4 separate regions of the Homo sapiens genome follow, and regions 1, 2 and 4 are each linked to region 3. The links are chromatin contacts, found by Hi-C or POLR2A ChIA-PET in ENCODE. All regions are on one chromosome and are shown on one strand. Each heading gives the region's core, a stretch centred on a gene start or an enhancer-like site at or near the end of the contact. The rest is flanking DNA. Distances are from core to core; before and after follow the strand shown. Region 1 has its middle 110 kb from the start of KLF13. Region 2 overlaps KLF13 (KLF transcription factor 13). Region 3 overlaps TRPM1 (transient receptor potential cation channel subfamily M member 1). Region 4 overlaps OTUD7A (OTU deubiquitinase 7A).

Region 1 (2,886 bases), core at 350-2,849, 420 kb after region 3:
GGATGGGCAGGCCTTTTATAGAGGACTGGGAAGAAGGGCCGGGAACCAACAGTACCCCCCAAGGGAGGTTCGAATCAGGTGCTTGCCCCCAGTTGAGCCAGAGTTGGGGTGTGGAAAGGCTTGGAAAGCAGGAGAGGCTGTGGATGGAGGTGGGAGAGGCTTGGAACTGGGTCTTTGCTATCTCAGGGGCGTGGAAGGGACTTTTGAGTTTGAGAATGACGTGTCTGGAGCTCCCTGGTTCCACGGGGCTGGACCTGCTAGGGCCTGAAGCGGGTTAAGAGCAGAAATCAAAAACAGGTTTGTTTGTGAGTCAGTAGCTGGGAAAATACTGGGAAGCAGGCTTCTTGGAGCTCCCCTTCATCCTCAGCCCTGTGGATTGGGCAGCAGCCCACGCCTCCCTGCCCCAGCCACAGCCCCCCGTCAATGCCGGCGCGCAGCAGCTTTTGCTCATCCTGCCCTGGTTCCAACCCCAAGGCCATGGGGCAGCCCACTGGGCGCCTTCCTGCATGGGTGTCCCCCTTTGCTGCTGTGTCTAGACTGCAGACACAAGTGCTGGCGGGGGCCGGGGGACTGGCCAAAACTAGGGCTGAAATCATGTTCAAAACCACAGTCAAGGCGGACTTGTCAGAAATATTCCTTTCCTTGAGCCGTCGCAGCTCAGCCTCCTTGAATCACCCTGGCCACTTCCTTCCTGTGTATATCTTATGCACGCTAAGGGACGGGGCGGGTGCAACGTGTGTGTTTTTACTTCTTTTAAGTTTTGTCTATGTTTTGTCCTTTCAATGTGTTGTAGGCTGTGGGGGCGGGGCTGTTCCGAGGGGCCTTTGTCACAGTAAGGGACACTGGGGACAGCTCGGGCTTTCTCTTCAAGCTGAAAACCTTTGGTTGTGAGAATGACTAGGAGAAGGGTCTCGCTAGGGTCATGCTTAGGACCCTTCGCAGGTGGTGTGTTTAATCTCAAAACGGCCTCAAGAGGCTCTCGATCTTTTACAGGTGACAAAGAAGACAAGGAAGACAAGGAAGGTGATCCGGGAGGCTGGAGAGCTTGTCAAGGTCACAGACCCACGGTTTTCCGCCCCCTAGGGTCCAAGCTCTTTCCTGGACATCTGCAGGCAATGTCGACACGCCCTCCAGTGTCTGTGGCGGGCAAAGGATGTGTCTCCACCCCCAGACCTTCCGATCCTGTGCTGAAAGTGTCCCTCAGCCTGTTTCCTGAGAAGCCCAGGGGCTTTTGGCTTGTTACTTTTTCTTTCTCTTGAAGTAAACAGAATAAAAGAGAGTTGCTCAGACGTCTTTGGCTGTGACCCACAGGAGATGATGCAATCTCCACGGCACCCCCACATGCATGTGTATGCACAGGCGTGTACAGATATCTAAAACTGGCACCAATTTCACAAAAACACTCACCCTTATGCGAGACACATTCACCCTACACTCATCCCCCATCTCTACAGAAAATTAAAGTATACATTCATAGTTGCTGTATTCATGCATGTACAGATGTATGTACATTTATTCATGTATGTGTATAACTTATGCCATTTTCATGAAACACTCACCCTACGTGTGATACACTCCTATTTTCTAGGAATCGCCGCCCACTGAGCTTATGTCCAAACCTTAGTGGATCATAGTCTAAGTTTGGCAAACACTGAGCCGGGAGGAGTCATGTCTGCAGGGCCCCAGGAGTCCCTTAATTTGGGTCCTGATCACTCTGCTCCACCCAGTGGAGCAGGCACATGCACTTGGCCCATAAGGAAGGAAAGGAGGGCGGGGGAAAAAGGGAGGGAGGGAGGGAGGGAGGGAAGGAGGGAGCACCTCCACCATCGTAGGCAGGACCTGTGAGAGCTGAACAGGGCCAGGCAGCTAGGCACCACTCTGGGACTCTGGGGTTTCTTAGGGGATGACTTGTTTCTGGGGTCCCAGTAGGAGGAACTCAGGGTGACGCCTCCGAGGATGTGAGTGCATGTGGCAGCCGGGCCCCTCAGCCCCTCTGTGTCCTGGTATCCTCTAAATGCAGATGATGGTGAGAATCCATGCCCAGCCCGTGGCTCGGCCCATCTCTGGGAGAGCGTGTTTACCACAGCACTTGGTGTGGTAGGAGGTGAGCAGGGTGGAAGTGCTTTGCATTCACGTGGGACTTCTGGCTCTCAGTTCATCCCACCCCCAGGGCCCGGCATGAGTGAGGCAAGGGTGGGTGGGAGGGTGCAGGATGTGGGAATGCCATGTGCTGTGCACTGCTCACTTCACCCCTCGCTCGCCCCAGTTGGGGTCCCAGACCAGGAAGCTCCATTCACAGAGGTGTGGCCTGGGGCTACTGCACTGCCCAGCAGGTTGTGGGGTCCCTTTACTCTATGCTGTGTGACAATGTTACCTTCCTGGAAAGAACCCGACCAGCCCCCTTTTGCTAGTCATTACCACAGATAGGAGAGAGAACTAAATATCTAGCCAGCCATCCTCTCGGAGCTCCGGAGCTCAGGTCACCAGGCTTCAGGGACTCGCTGCCATCCTCACAGGCTTAGATCCCTGCTGCAGGGTCAGCTAGGTAACCCCTGAGGGTGGGGTGTTCAAAGTTCAGGCTGCCCCCCAGACGTGTGGAATGCCAGCCCTGACTGCCAGGGCGATCTGAGGTGGACTGACCATCCCCTGGACACTTTCATGAAGTGTGGGCACGGGCGCGACAAGTGGCCATTTATCATCCTTCCCTGCAAAGACTGGGCCAGGTTAGAGATGGACCCCAGCAGTTTCATACCCACCAAGGGCACTGGGAGCTTCCACATAGTCACTGCCAGTAGTGGCTGCTGGCTGGGGAGAGGATCTTGGAATGCTGGTCACTGGAGGCCCTCACAGGTGACTGGGAATGTGGAGGAGCAGCAGGGTGCCTCT
Region 2 (2,956 bases), core at 316-2,815, 350 kb after region 3:
CCCAGCTCTTGCTAGCCCTCCCTTGGCATCAGGCAGACCTAGGTAGCCTCAGGTCTTGGAGTCCCGTACAGAGCTGTTGCAGAGGGGGTCACTCCAACCTTGAAGCTTCTGGGGGCCTGGCCGTGGGATAGTGCAGAGTGTGGCACTGCTTTTCTTCCCGGCTGGTGTCCCTGGGGTCAGCTGCCTTAAGGTTAGGGCCCTGTTCTAGGTTAGGACAGGGAAGGGCTTAGGAAACAGGGCCAGCAGGATACAGGGAGGAAGGTGTGGGCACGGACATGCAGCGGGCAGGCCTGTGCCGGGAAGAGGGTGGGCTTTGTCTCCTGAGAAGAGGTGGCCCCCCAGAGCACTGGTCTCCCCACATGGCAGGCAGTGGGGCTCTGTTTCAGGCCCTCTCCAACGCACTTAGGCTGCGACAAGCCTGAGCAGGATGTAGGGGGCTACTAGACCTGCGGGCAGGGCTGAGGGACAGGGCCCGGGGCTGCCAGGTCACCTGTTCTCTGCAAGAGGGTTTTTGAACACAAGGGCTTTCCCAAAGGGTAGGGGTAACTTGCTCCTAGTGGGCAAGACCGAGAGCCCCTGGTGGCTCCATGGGCCTGGGCTGCTGCAGGAGAGGTCTGGGGGCTTTCTAGCTCCTCCCTGGGGGTCTGGAGGTTCCTAGCAGAAGCCCCGGCACTGTTCACCTGTTTCAGAAAAAACAGACCGTTGTCTAATTTGTTGTTGTTGTTGTTTTGTCTCGGCTCCCTCAAAAACCAAAGGCGTTTTTTAGGCCCGTCGTCCAAATTACAAGCTCATTTTAATTCGGATGTATTTACTTTGTGAAACCAACCCTGAAGAATACATTGTTTCGTTATATTCTGCTGGAAACCTTGCCACATTTTTCCTGAGAAAACTGAGCCTGCTGTGCACCTGGAGCCGGCCAGGTGGCAGGTGCTGGGCCTGGAAGAGGAGCCTGCCGAGGCTCCTCCAGGGCTTCTGAGTGCCATTGTTTTGAGTGCGCTGCCTGGTAGCGCTGGGCCCTTCCAGGGAACTGCCTGGCTCCTTCCTCAGCTGCAGCCTCCTGCTGCAGGGGAGCTGGGGACCGTGGAGGTCCCCCACAGGTCCTCAGGCCCACATGCCCCCAGCCTGGGCAAGCCTGCCGTGAAATAGGCCTCGTAGAGCCTGGCTGTGGGGGCAGCAGGGGCCCCTGGGTGCAGAGGGTAGCCTCGCCGCACTGTGGGTGGGTGCCCCTGCTTGCTCCTCCTGGAACGTGAACGTGGGCAGCAGTGTTCCTGTTCCATGCTGGGGAGGGGCTGTGAGAATGTCTTTCTTCCCGGTGTAGCCTAGCCTCAGGCCCACCCTTCTGGGTGTGTTACCTTGGTGAGGTCACTTGGTTTCTCACCTCTGACAAGGGTTTCACATCAACACTTTCCTGTCTTCCGGGTTGGTAGAGTCAGATGAGCCCAGTGCAGGCCAAAAGTAAAAGCTGCACCCCTGTAAAGAGTGTACATGCAGCTGTTTGTGCCATTGAGTGTCTGTAGCAGAGCTTAGCAGGGTGGGGTCCCTGCAGGCAAGGTCCCCCCCAGGAGACACAGAAGGAGAGGGCAGGGGGAGGAAATGAAGGCTGGGGGAGGGGAGACACAGGAAGAGGAAGTGGGCCACGATGGTTGCCAAAGGCTCTGCAGACAGGGGCCCCTCCCTCAGTTGCCTAGAGAGCCGGCTGGGAGCACGGGCACCTGGGGTGCAGAGCTGGGGCTGGCTGTGCAGGTGCTTGTTCGTGTCAAGAAGCAGTTGGACTTCTCTGTGAGATTCTGCAGATCTCCCCTGTGACTGTCAAGGCTGGTGCCCCCCACCCCCCACCCCAGACGTCACAGCCAGAGGCAGGCCCAAGAGGCCTTTCCATACTGTGTCCCTTTCCCTACCCACCACGTGCTCTGCCCTCTTTCTTCCCTCCCTCCCTCCTTCCTTTTCTCTTGGTGCAAGAGAAAACCCTTTCCCAGTAGTCCACAGATTCCCTGGTTCCTACTCCTCATGAGCCCCTACAGTGGCACTTGGGATCTGCATCCTAGTGGCTGGATGGACTTGGCTCTCCTAGCTGCCATCCACCTGGGCTAATTTTCAGCCCACAGTGGTGTCACAAAGTGGTCTTATGGCAGGAGTGTGGTATTCAGGAGCCTGAAGGGGGCTTCTGACGTGGAATTACAACTCTGGAACTGCTTCTGTTTAAATCCTTTGCTGAATATTTGTCACCCATAGCCTTTTAGGTCTGACCCGTTCTAAACTGCTGGGCCTATCAAACAATTTATCAGGGAGGGCCCTTCTCCAATAGGACAGTTTGCAGCGTGACCCAGGGGCTCTAAAGCCCTGGAGCCCTGCCCTGGGAACATCTCCTACAAAGCTAGATTGGACTTTATTGCTATTTTTGAGTTTCTCATCCTGGAAGCCACTGCCCAGCACATTCTGAGGAGAATCTGCCTGGGCGACCATTGTTATTTTAAGAGAGCTCTTGGGGTAATATGAGGAACTGTGCTTTGAAATAGGGAATACAGAATGGGGCCAGTAATGTGCCCAGAGTGTTGAATGTCTGATTTTTAAATTGGCATTATTGATGGCTAGCATTTTCTAGTTTGCTATGGATTTTTTGTTTTGAATTTAACTTTTTGAATAGGAAATGCATTTGTGTGTTTTAGAATCTAAAAGATTTAAGTAGTTTCCCCAGGGAAAATTCTGTCAACCTTCCCTGTTCTCCATCTGCTCAGTGTTCCCCTGGGTGATCTCTGTTCCTACTTTCCTAGGGACCCTCTCTCTGCACATACAGGCCAAGGCGCACGTAGATCCTTGCTGGTCATCTCTCCTCAACCTTGTTTTCCTCACTCAGCTTGGAGATCTTTCCATATCAGTTTGTAAAGAACTCATTCTACTTCTTTGCGATAGTGTTCTGTTATATGTGCGTTCCATAATTTATTTGACAGGCCCCAGT
Region 3 (2,818 bases), core at 102-2,601:
TGTAAAATTTTGGCCATTATTTCTTTAAATATTGTTTCTGCCAGTTTCCCTTCTCTCTTTCTATAACTCTCATGATGCCTATGTTGTTCTGCTGGATGGTGTTCTACAGGTTTCAGACTGTTCAATTTCTCTTCATTTCCTCCCCCTGTTCCTTAGACTGGGTAATTTTTAACTGATTTATCTTCCAGTTTGCTGATTCTTTAATCTACCTGCTCAAATGTGCTATTGGGCCTCTAGAGTGAATTTTTCATTTCAGTTATTGTACTTTCCAATGTCAGAATTTCCTTCCCTTCCTTCATTTCTTTCTTTTTCTTTTTTTTTTTCTTTTTTTTTTTTGACACTGTCTTGCTCTATTGTCCAGGCTGGAATGCAGTGGCAAGATCACAGCTCACTGCAGCCTTGAATTCCTGGGCTCAAGCAATCCTCCCACCTCAGCCTCCCAAGTAGCTAGGACTACCGGCACCACCATGCTCTGCCAGTTGCCATGATATGCACCACCATGCCTGTCCAGTTTTAAAAATGATTTTATGTAGATGGTGTCTTGCTCTGTTGCCCAGGCTGGTCTTGAACTCCTGGCTTCAAGCAATCCTCCCTCCTTGGTCTCCCAAAGCTCTGGGATTACAGGCATGAGTCACTGTGCCTGACCTATTTTTTTAAAAATATATATAATTTCTACCTCTTTTTTTTTGAGACCTCGTCTACTACTTGATATAATTTCCACCTCTTTATTGATAGTCCCTTATTTGGTGAAAAATCCTTCTCATACTTTCCTTTAGTTCTTTAGAGATGATTTCCTTTAGGTCTTTAAATATATTTAAAATAGCTAAAATAGTTGAGTTAAACTCTTTGCTAAAACATCTAATATCCAGGATTCCTAAGGGATGGTTTTTAAGATTGTCCTTTTTCCTGTGTGTGGACCATAGTTTCTTATTTCTTTGCATGTTTTGTCATTTTTATTTAAAAGTGGACATGTTGAGTATTATAATGTGGCAATTCTAGAAATCAGATTCTCTCCCCTCTCAGGCTTGTTGTTATTGCTTAGTGTAGTTGTTGTTTGTTTAGTGTAGTTGTTGTTTGTTGTTTGTTTAGTGATTTTTGTAGTTGTTGTTTGCTTAGTGATTTTTCTGAAATAATATTGTAAAGTCTATATTCTTTATGTTGTGTGGCCACTGAAGTTTGTATTTTATTAGCTTAGTGGTCAGTTAATACTTAGAGATTTCCTTAAATGTGTGGAACAAAAACAACAAAATCTTCTAGTCTTTTCTGAGAAGCTGTATGTGTATATAGGGGCACATCTTCAACACTCAGGCAGTTTACATCTTTGCTTTAGCTTTCACTTCCTGCTTGCACAGAGCCTCAAGATCAAGTCAGCCAGAAATGAGCTTATAGCCTTCTCAGGTCTTCCTGAGTATACACACAGCCCTATGCATGCACATAGCTTTCTAAATTCCCAGGAATGTGTTAGAGCTTTTCAAAGCTCTTATGGACATCAGTTTTTCTCCCTAGTTTTTTGGTTAGTCTATTGTTTGCCCCAGCTGTCATCCGTCACCTCAGGGAGCAAGCACTAAACCCTTTGCCTGTAAATGTTTTTGACAACCCTTCCTCCACCCCTTCTAACTAGAAGCTTTAGTACTGGGCCTGTTCCAACTCAGGTGAAATACAGACGAACCTTTCAGCTAGGCTTTCAAGGAGCTGCCCTGTAATTACAAAACAAGTAATTATAATTCTTTGCATATGAGATTCTTTCTGCTCCTACTGGTACTAGGAATGCAGGTTGTTGTTTTCAAGGTGACTACTCAACTGGAGAGCAGAGGATAGGACAGGGCTAAGTTAAAATGTCACAAAGCTCACTTTTCTTATCAAGATCCAGCCATTTTGTTTAAATAAGAATGCCCTAGGTTGCTTAATAAGCCATTGCTTAATTTCCAGAGTGCCACAAGATATAGACTCTGACAGTTTTTGCCAACTTTGTTGTTGCTTTTATGGTGGGGCAGAATTCCAGAGTTCCTTACTCTACCTGCTTTTGTTCATGTCACCCCATTCAATGCCTTTGGTATGTGAATAAGGAGCAGACTCCTCCACCCCTGACAGACACAGTCTGCAGGTGAGCTCTGGAGTTCATAACTTTATGGCATTACTTTTCCAAGTTCCCCCTCTCACTATCTCCCTGATATCTCCAGTTCCTCAGAGTTTCCGTTTTCTATCCTCCAACCAGAAAGCTGGGGCTCAAATCAAAGCAAAGAGCAACGATTGACTTCACCCTCTTGAATTTTGATGCAGTGGGTAGGGACTTCACCAGACCACTGGATTTCCTGCACCTGACTTGAGGCAGGGGGTGGGGGTGGGGCTATGGGACAATAGAAAGGGAAAAAGGTACTCTTGGAATAAACAGATGAGATTATAAGCAGATGAGATGAGGTCAAAGAATAATTTCATTTAATATTAAAAGATATATAACCTTGGCTGGGCACGGTGGCTCACGCCTGTAATCCCAGCATTTGGGAGGCAGAGGCAGGTGGATCACCTGAGGTCAGGAGTTCCAGACCAGTCTGAACAACGTGGCAAAACCCCATCTCTACTAAAAAATAAAAATAATAAATTAGCTGGGCACGGTGGCATGCGCCTGTAATCCCAGCCACTTGGGGGCTGAGGCAGGAGAATTGCTTGAACCTGGGAGGCGGAGGCTGCAGTGAGCCGAGATCATGCCATTGCCCTCCAGCCTGGGTGACAGAGCGAGACTCCGTCTTAAAAAAAAAAAAAAGAAAAGAAGAGAAAAAGAAAAAAGATATATGACCTCATGTTGTACCCCAAGCTGATA
Region 4 (2,994 bases), core at 321-2,820, 470 kb after region 3:
GGGGATCCGGATCCACGTCACGTTCATGTAGCTGTGCAGAAGGTTCAGCTTGGCTTCTAGCGACAGGATAAGGCTGGCAAGAGAAGAATATCCTATTGAAATGGTCTGAGCTGGCCCTTATAGCACCCAGTCCACTTGCATGCCAGCTGTCCCAGGAGGAGCAGGGGTGGTACATTCCCTCCCCAGGATGCCCCAGCCATAGCCCTCCCTGTGGGCGCTGGGGAAAGGGACAGAGTAGGATCTTACTGGGCCAGCCGGGCGTTATCGTTGTCGTCTTTCCCCCACTCCCAGTCCTTGCCAGGGTCCACTGCAAAGTGCAGAGGCAGCAGCTTGTGCTCAGAATCCGTCAGGGGGATCACGGCTGGAACAGAAGAGACAGAGCCGTGCTTGGAGCCCCGGCAGTCCCCAGGCAGGATGGCAAGGAAATTCCCAAGCCAGGTATCTGGGTGACAAATGCACCGAGTGGACATCTACACAGATCTGTGCCAGCAGGAGCATGAAGACCAAAACCACTATTGCTAGTTTTTAAAATTTCGTATTTATTGCGGACAGTGGAGAGCAGTTGGAAGCGTCACCTGGACCCTGGCTCTCTTTGGGTCTGTCCAATGGCAGATACTCCATTGGGCAGCAGAATGGGAAAAAAGCTATTGCTGCCTCTGCTATTTCTAGGAAGGATCTAGGCAGGTTAGGCACACTTTGGGAGGCCACCTTGCAGGTGGGCCTGGGGCTCAGCTCTCCTGTCTCGTCCCAGAGAAGGGCCGAATGTGCAAGTCAGGTGAGCAAGGGTGTTGCTGACCTCTACTGGTTTGTAATTTTGTGCCACAAGTCTGTATCAGTGCCTGGGACCCATGGACCCACCCGCCCCTGCCCGTGGGAAGCTCACCTGTGCTGGGGACAGATAAGCAGGTTAACAAACATCTCATAATGTCAGGTGGTGATGAGCCCTGGAAGGGTAAACACCAGGCAGAAGGCAGTGATGGTGAAGCCTTTTTCGGATGGGGTCAGGGGGTCCTTTTGAGGAGGTCACATGTAGGTGGAGATTGCAGTGATGAGCCACTGGCTGGTCATTTCTCAGAGGGATTGACTCATCACAAAACTTCTGTGGTGAAACTCACCACCCGTGGGAAATCCTGGCTCACTCCAGAAGGGCTAGGGTGGAGGGGGTATCTACAGGTTTGGGATCTTCTAGGAGCTTCTGAGCTGCTGGGGGACCTGATGAGAGGAGTGCCTAGTGACACGGTTGACTCCTCCCAAGGGCATTGTCAGGGACAAGGGCAGGAGGAACTGGGAGATGGTCTCCCCAAGTCTTTCCTCGCAACAAGCAGCAGCCTCCTCCATGGGCTCCACTTAGCTCCCCTGCAGGCCCCACACCTGGGAGTCACACACAGCAGAGAAGCACAGCCACCTTGGACCAGCTGCTTTGCCTCTTTGCTGGTGCCCATGGTTCATGGCAAGGGTGCCATGGCAAGAACAAAAAGGCAAGGAAATAGATCAAATCGAAGACTGAACACCAATAGTTGATTTGGTAAGAAATTGGAAAAACTGACTCAATGCTGCCCTCCAGTGTTGCTTAAGAGGAAAAGTGGGTGCAAATAATTCCCCTCTCCACCCCCGCACCTCTTCTTCTCCAGCTTCCCCAAGCTGCCAATAAGGGAAATGCAGCTTTGCTGACCAATGACCAGCTCCGGGCTTTTCATTAATCTGGCTTGGGATTGGAAAGTGCAGTGCTCTGATTTGAGAGGTCAGGGGTGGCTTGGCCTGGCTTTGCTGCAGCCTGCTGGGTTCTGCCTTGACGTGGCCACCCTTTCCAGATCTGAGCTGCAGGGCAGACACACCCAGGGAGGGCTGCAGGGCTGGCTCAGGGACAGGTCTCCCTTGGGTGGTGCCCAGCAGCCTGTCCCATAGTTCTATGAGTCACTACACAAACAGAGAAGGGGTTAGCCTCGCTTCTTACTCATGGGGCAGGGGGTGGCACAGGCTCTCCCCATCCACAATGTTTCCCAGAATAGAGCAGTGCAGCTCCTGGGAGTTCCAAGCCCCCATGAATGGATGGGCCAAACCAAAGTGTCCAGGAAAGGGACTCAAAAAGCAACATTTTAAATAAGCATCTCCTGTGGCTTTTAAAATCAAGCAAATTCAGGAAATATTGTTCTAGAACAAGAATAATCTGTTAGAAGCAGTTCCTGTGGGTGCAACTTGGACATTTTGGGTCTGGCTGTCCACCCGCTTCCCAGGGTAGAATTGCTGTTGGAGAACATCAGCCCAGCCACCACTCCATGTCTTAGCCACCCCGGCCCCAGGATTTAGGGGGAACAGGCACCTAGTGGCATCCATGGTCTGTGGGCAGAAGCAATGTGGGAAGTGCTGGGTGATGTGCTCAGGCATGGGGGTGTCTCTCCCCACTCCCCTTCCATGGTGCCTGCAGAAGACAGCAGATCTCCACTGAAGAGCTGCCTGACAATTGAGAACACTCCTTTTAGATTTCCACTGTGTTAAGTCACTGTGATTTTGGTTTGTTTGTTTCAGATAAACCACCTAAGCTAAGACGGCACCCCAGACAGTCACCCTCACTTCCCTATCATGGGGTTCCTGGGGACTCCTCCCCTCAACAGCAGGGCTGGAATGGACTCCTTGGGCTGCCCAGGGCTCCAGTGCACGGTGGGAATACCCCTGAAGGGGCTAGTGCCTGTCCACCTAGAAGGGTCCAGCAGCCTTGCGGCCTAGATCTGGCTGGGGTGAAGGGCCAGGTACTGAGAGGCTCTACGGACATGCCTGCTCACAACTGAAGACACCGAGGGGCTCAAAGGAAGGCTTTTCTGCAGAGGGTCAACTGCGGCCTGTGGTGAGGGCTGGGGCTGCAGAGCCCAGGGACAGTTCCGGCCAGGAGGCCATGAAAACAGGTCCTCCTCGTGAGCAGCGGCTGCTCAGGATGCCTCTGCTTCTCAACTGTACACCCTGACATTTCCCTATTGGAAACCTGGCTTTACCAGTGAG

The links. Hi-C counts contacts between places; a loop is a spot of excess contacts on that map. ChIA-PET counts read pairs that join two places held with the same protein, here RNA polymerase II (POLR2A). Pooled maps may share reads with other maps.
Region 1: a pooled map shows a loop between it and region 3 (2.3-fold over the local background). The contact joins two enhancer-like sites. A Hi-C loop is called at or near these places in 4 of 37 single-sample maps with no recorded cell type and 3 of 50 pooled maps. POLR2A ChIA-PET finds 5 or more read pairs at or near these places in 2 of 52 experiments (A673 and OCI-LY7).
Region 2: a pooled map shows a loop between it and region 3 (2.0-fold over the local background). The contact joins two enhancer-like sites. A Hi-C loop is called at or near these places in 1 of 168 maps with a recorded cell type or tissue (B cell), 5 of 37 single-sample maps with no recorded cell type and 4 of 50 pooled maps. POLR2A ChIA-PET finds 5 or more read pairs at or near these places in 1 of 52 experiments (B cell).
Region 4: a loop to region 3 is called in a pooled map, with 2.4 times the contacts of the local background. The contact joins two enhancer-like sites. A Hi-C loop is called at or near these places in 2 of 37 single-sample maps with no recorded cell type and 2 of 50 pooled maps.

What each region holds. Positions count from the first base shown.
Region 1 is chr15:31,434,377-31,437,262 of GRCh38, forward strand. It overlaps a transcript of KLF13 not described here. Among named protein-coding and RNA genes, the nearest start is that of KLF13, 110 kb to the left of the region's middle. RefSeq lists an enhancer at 472-991. Within about 2 kb of position 1,600, at least 34 of the 41 ENCODE cell types and tissues checked have a DNase peak (open chromatin) inside an H3K27ac peak, as active enhancers do; they include OCI-LY7, where a contact is called at or near this core.
Region 2 is chr15:31,359,991-31,362,946 of GRCh38, forward strand. The region is part of intron 1 of KLF13 (KLF transcription factor 13); the gene reads left to right. Among named protein-coding and RNA genes, the nearest start is that of KLF13, 35 kb to the left of the region's middle. Within about 2 kb of position 1,566, at least 26 of the 41 ENCODE cell types and tissues checked have a DNase peak (open chromatin) inside an H3K27ac peak, as active enhancers do; they include B cell, where a contact is called at or near this core.
Region 3 is chr15:31,012,665-31,015,482 of GRCh38, forward strand. The region is part of intron 27 of TRPM1 (transient receptor potential cation channel subfamily M member 1); the gene reads right to left. Among named protein-coding and RNA genes, the nearest start is that of TRPM1-AS1, 13 kb to the right of the region's middle. Within about 2 kb of position 1,352, at least 6 of the 41 ENCODE cell types and tissues checked have a DNase peak (open chromatin) inside an H3K27ac peak, as active enhancers do; they include B cell and OCI-LY7, where a contact is called at or near this core.
Region 4 is chr15:31,487,206-31,490,199 of GRCh38, forward strand. OTUD7A (OTU deubiquitinase 7A) reads right to left here. Exons shown (of 13, transcript NM_001382637.1): 11 at 247-361; 12 at 1-73. Among named protein-coding and RNA genes, the nearest start is that of KLF13, 160 kb to the left of the region's middle. RefSeq lists an enhancer at 2,610-2,994 and a silencer at 2,765-2,915. Within about 2 kb of position 1,571, at least 18 of the 41 ENCODE cell types and tissues checked have a DNase peak (open chromatin) inside an H3K27ac peak, as active enhancers do.